Linked DNA regions of Homo sapiens: region 1 is linked to region 2. A link is a contact called in ENCODE Hi-C data. All regions are on one chromosome and are shown on one strand. Each heading gives the region's core, a stretch centred on a gene start or an enhancer-like site at or near the end of the contact. The rest is flanking DNA. Distances are from core to core; before and after follow the strand shown. Region 1 has its middle 3.5 kb from the start of TRC-GCA2-1. Region 2 overlaps AFG2A (AAA ATPase AFG2A).

Region 1 (2,700 bases), core at 143-2,642, 380 kb before region 2:
AAGTGGAGTCCTCCATGTCGTTAGGAAGATCAGAAAAGCTATCTTGTGAAATGTCACCATGCTCCAGGGCTCTATGGGCAGTCTTCCACTTTTCTACAATACCCCAAACCTATGTGTACCTTTCCCCAGCCTGATGTTGAACACACTCTAAATTACAGCTGTGGACACAGAAGCACAGGTGCGGCCCAGCTGCAGTGGCCATCCTGCCCATCAACCTCTCTGCTTACAAGCCCAAGAGGTCAATGCGAAGCAGCAGGGCCCCCTGAGGACAAGACGTCTCCCTTTTCCCGTAGTTGCACGGGAAGCAACCCGAGACCTCCGAACTTGATGTTTAATGTGAAAAAAGGAAAGAGAGGGAGCCCATGAAAAACAATCTTGCAAGAATTCTGAACACACTTCTTTCGGCTACTCTCTGCCTAAGTGCAAAGGGCACCAAAAGGGTACGTGGGGTCTCCACTGTACTCATGGCTCACCAAAAGAGGCGACTCCCTTCCAGCAATTACTTTTTCTTAATACGGAGGCGCTTCGGCAGGGCTGACCAGACCCATGAGTCTCTCATGCCCTCTCCTTGACAATGCAGCAAGGGGGAATAGCAACAGTTAAAAGAGCGGACCACCTTAAGTAAAGGAAAAAGCGTATTTCCATATTCTTAAACAAAGGGGTTCTGCACCATCTGTCCCTGTCTGGGTGCCTCCGCTCCACACTGAGAGGATTTGCGAGGGATTCAAGTGCACCTTATAGATTAAATAGTCACTCGGCTGCTTAAGCCCGGTTGCCCAGACAATGGCCGCGCAGAGCGCCCCTTCCTCCTTCCTTCCTGTCGAGCGTTCTGCCTGACTACACAAACTCAATGCGCGCGGCTCCCCCGATGCAAGAAGTGGACTTGACCGGAGCTAAAACCAACAAAGGCAGATTCTGGTGGGAGCTGCGGAAGCGCCGGGCACTGAGTCAACAAGCGGGTCGCATTGAAATGCAAATGGCGCGGCCGCGGCCCCGGCGCACCACCTCCCGCTCCTTAACTTCTCAACCCCCGGGCCTCGCCGGGCCTTGAATGGCTCCTTTGACGCGCGGTGGCCGGCTCGGGCCGTGGTCGCGGCCTCGGCGGCGGCGGCGGCAGCGCTGCGTCCCTGCGAACTCTTTTTTTTTTTTTTTTTTTTTTGCCGTAGTTATAATTGCCCTAACTCATCATCACATCATCATCATCACCCTTCCAGACTTGCGGGTGTACACAGCCTGAAGCGCAGAATTCCCTGATCAGTGACCGAGGAACTGAAAATTTCAGCCTGCTGCTAAGGGGGGAAAAAAGTTCCAAAGTCCAATTGTGGCGGTTAGGTTTTGTTTTTTCTAAGAATTTACTCACTTAAGTATTTACTCACTTAAATCCTGTGCGCTTTCTTTTATCCAGAAAGAACCAGACTTAAATTTTTTCAGGTGCTAGATGACATATTTAGCTTAGAAGGAAGTTCTCGCGGATGCTCTGTAAACGTTTAAGTAAAAACAAATCCCGTTTGGCACTTAGTTACCGCCCGCCGTCTCTCCCCACGCCTCCATCCCTTGTTTTACTTTGGCGAGATAATATTATCAGTTTGCTGTTTATTTTGTGCTTTCCCTAAGGTCTAAAGTTAATGCATGTCCTGTTAAAATTCCTACAGGACAGTAAAGGGAGAGTAAAGGTGAGTTTTCTTTACAGAAATAAAAGGCTAATTTAATTTTTTTAAACGATGAGTTACTAGTAGTAGTTTAAAGCTACGTGGTAATTAAAAGTCACCTGAAAACCTAAGATGACCTTCTACAGGAGCTATATTTGGCTGCTATTTCAGACTGTTAGGAAATAAGGACTGATATATCTATAACAAATATAATGAAGTAAATAATTTTTCAACTCCTAATTTTGTAAGTTAACCAGAATATAATCGTATTTGAACATCTAATAGTTGTGTAATTCACTGAAATACACAGATTATTTTGCTAAAAAGCAACTAAAGAAACATGCTACCATCTTTAATTTTGCATAATTTTTAATTTATTTGGTATAACAGAGTCGAATTTAAGAAAAACTTTCATAGTTGGCGTGGCTTAAAATCAGAATACTTTATGCTTTTTGAAGGTAGGTCTTTTCTTTTGGTAACACCTCCCTACCCAGCACACAGGTGTGTGTGCAAACACACACACACACACACTTTGGCCTATAAAAAATAATTGTTGGATTGCGTTGAGCTGAGTTGAGTAGACTTAAAGAGTCGAGTTGCTCTACAAGGCAAGATTCAGAATTACAGTAATGGCATTACTTTCTGTAATGTATATCCAATAGTTCTGCTTGCGCATCCATTCTCCCTTATAGAAGGTGAACCTAATTTTCATTCAGAGGACTATCCCTCTCCCACTCACAGTCTCAGTGGTTCAGTGAGGCCGACCCCATCCACATACATGGCTCCAGGGCCACAGCTAGTCCATACAATGTCTTCACACAAGTTAGAAAAATGCACTGCTTCCTTCAGGCAAATGAAGTCCAGCACCAGAGCACCAGCCTTGCCCAGAAAATAGCCAGGGTTGCACTGCCTTGTCAGCTGGGGCTTTGTACACTTCACATCACATGCAGTCCTTCCTATTTCCAGCAGTAAACATGTGACTGCCATCAGCCTATTCAGTCTATAGTGGTAAGTTTCAGGAACAGGCATATGAACCAAGTTGATCTCATGA
Region 2 (2,700 bases), core at 50-2,549:
TCAGTATAATTTTAAGTGAACTCTCAGCTATAATAATTAAGTATATAAAAATCCATTCACTAGAATATTCAATGTTAACACTACACAACAGCTTTTCATATGTCTTAATGACTCACATTAAATAATAAAATTTAAAAACTCCAACTCTAACTTTAAAAAAAATTTGTGTTCTAACAACAATCTCCCCAAATTACTTCTTGGGTAGATGTTTCGGATGGTTGTTGGAGATGCTGCATTTTTTTAAGCCTGTAGAGAATTACCAAAAGCCTGACTCAAGTATCAGAAAAAGTTTAAACTAAGAAAACAAAAAGCAACAATTATTAAATCTGTTTTTATGTTTACCCTGAGATACTTCTACCAATAATTTCCCACAAACTACCAGGGAGATACTTCTTTCTCAGACACAATGGTTTTTTTCCCAACTAAATGCATTTCTGAACTTAAACGCATGAAAAGTTAATAAACGGAAGGAAAAGCAAATTCAGAGCTGTCATTTTAAAATTATATTCTTAAAGGGTTTAAGGGTATCATTTGTGGAACACAAAGAGATTTCCTTCTCAACAACATTCCAGGACATCACTCTTTCCTGCCTACCAGCAGACAAGATTATACTTGTCTGGTATGTCAGTAAAGTATTTACACAAAGACAGTTTTTCAGAATCTTCTCATTGTGAACACAAAACAGGAAATACAGTAATACCATCAGTATATGTTAAACACTGTTTAGTATAAACTGTATTTTTTCCTTAATGAGTACTAGCTTAACCTCCAGGAGGAAGAGGTGAAAATAAGCACATCTAAAAACACATTATCACTAGTTGTTTGCAGCCAGCCAAAGAAAAGGTTAAGGAAGAAAAACTCAATAAAACTTTCCAAACTACATTTTAGTTAGTGTTATACTATAGCCTCTAATAAAAACTCATTTTTCTCAAGTTCATAGGGGAAAATAAAGGTATTCCATAAAAGTTAATATTTTTGAATAAAAAATAGCCTAATTAATAACAGGCAATTTAACAGAAATACTGCTTCTGAGGCAGAAAAAACAAATTTCTATGTAAAGTGGCCATCCATCAAAAACACCAAATAATAAAGCATTTCATGATCTAAAAAAATTAATTCCTTTTATTTAAATTTATTAAAAAAAACTGTTTACCTTCCGTGGCTAAACAGTAATACAATTCTATCAGCTTACCAACTGAAGAGCTTTGAAATGTATTTACAAACTGATTATATAAAGTACAGCTTGTGTCCTAAGCAGAAAAACACAGAGAAAATTTTAATTTCCCATAAGATAGTTGAATGAACTATGGTTTGACTGCCCTCTGCTGATGTGAAATTTTTACAACTATAAAAACTGATATGATAAAACTGTGATATTATGATTTTAAAATAACTGTTTCTACTCAGATCCTGGTTTCATTATTGACTTCCTGTGAAAACTAAAGAGATTTAAATATTTAGCTTCTGTGTCTTATGTTTATTTATTTTTAGAGACAAGAGTCTCACCCTGTCACCCAGGCTACAGAGCAGTGGCAAGATCACGGATCACCATAGGCCTCAACCTCTAGGATCTAGCTAGCAATCCTCCTGCCTCAACCTCCTGAGTAGCCAGGGCTACAGCTGATTTTTCAATTTTTGTAGAGACAAGGTCTCCCAAAGTTTCCCAGGCTGGTTTCAAACTCCTAGCCTTAAGTGATCCTCCTGCCCCAGGCTCCCAAAATGTTGGGATTACAGGTGTGGGCCACTGCACTTGGCCATGTAGTCTTATTTTTAATTAACGGGCAAAATTCATGAAACAACTATTATCTGACGGCTATCAAAAATATGATTTGATCTCTGTATTAGTTCCTTCTCATGCTGCTAATAAAGACATACCCAAGGCTACTGGGTAGTTTATAAAGGAAAAAAGTTTAATTGACTCATAGTTTGGCATGGCTGGGGAGGCCTCAGGAAACTTACAATCATTGTGGAAAAGTAAGCAAACACATCCTTCTTCACATGGTGGCAGGAAGGAGAAGAATGAGAGCAAAAGGGGAAAAGCCCCTTATAAAACCTTCATATCTCATGAGAACTCACTGACTATCATGAGAACAGCACGGAGGTAAGCACCCCCATGATTCAATTACCTCCCACCAGGTCTCTCCCATGACATGTGGGGATTATGGGAACTATAATTTGAGATGAGATTTTGGTGGGGACACAGCCAAACTGTATCAATCTCTCTGACCTCAAGATACTTACATGTTATTAGAAAGACAGGAAAAACCTGGAACACATGAACTATTAGAGAACATCAAGAACTAAGCTAGGTGGTACAGAAGACAAGTAAGCTAGAGAAAAAAGATTTGTAGAGCCAATTTAGTAAAAACTAAACAAAACCTCAAAAATAAAAAATTCATGGAAAAGGCTGTTAAGACAGGCAGTCAAGGAAAAGTAATGAGCATGGTTTTAGATGAAAGAGGAGGAGACAAAATAAGCAAAAGCCTGGAGAAAATAATGAATGTATAATAGTACGTGCATATCACATGACTACCAGAAGACATAATTGCCAAGATAAAAGGTAAATGTTCAGTGAAAACAGAAAATACTATAATGGTAAGATGCTGCATGGGGTATGGGCAACTTTTGCAAAGTGAAAAAGCCAGAATGAAGAGCTGGACTTGATGAGGCAAACAAGGAGTCCCTGTATGTTCCTTAACA

What was found. Hi-C counts contacts between places; a loop is a spot of excess contacts on that map. Pooled maps may share reads with other maps.
Region 1: a loop to region 2 is called in a pooled map, with 2.7 times the contacts of the local background. The contact joins two enhancer-like sites. A Hi-C loop is called at or near these places in 1 of 168 maps with a recorded cell type or tissue (breast epithelium) and 3 of 50 pooled maps.

The regions. Positions count from the first base shown.
Region 1 is chr4:123,504,058-123,506,757 of GRCh38, reverse strand. No RefSeq gene overlaps it. Among named protein-coding and RNA genes, the nearest start is that of TRC-GCA2-1, 3.5 kb to the left of the region's middle. RefSeq lists an enhancer at 370-1,217. Within about 2 kb of position 1,392, at least 29 of the 41 ENCODE cell types and tissues checked have a DNase peak (open chromatin) inside an H3K27ac peak, as active enhancers do.
Region 2 is chr4:123,125,995-123,128,694 of GRCh38, reverse strand. All of the region lies in intron 14 of AFG2A (AAA ATPase AFG2A), which reads right to left. Among named protein-coding and RNA genes, the nearest start is that of AFG2A, 200 kb to the right of the region's middle. Within about 2 kb of position 1,299, at least 3 of the 41 ENCODE cell types and tissues checked have a DNase peak (open chromatin) inside an H3K27ac peak, as active enhancers do.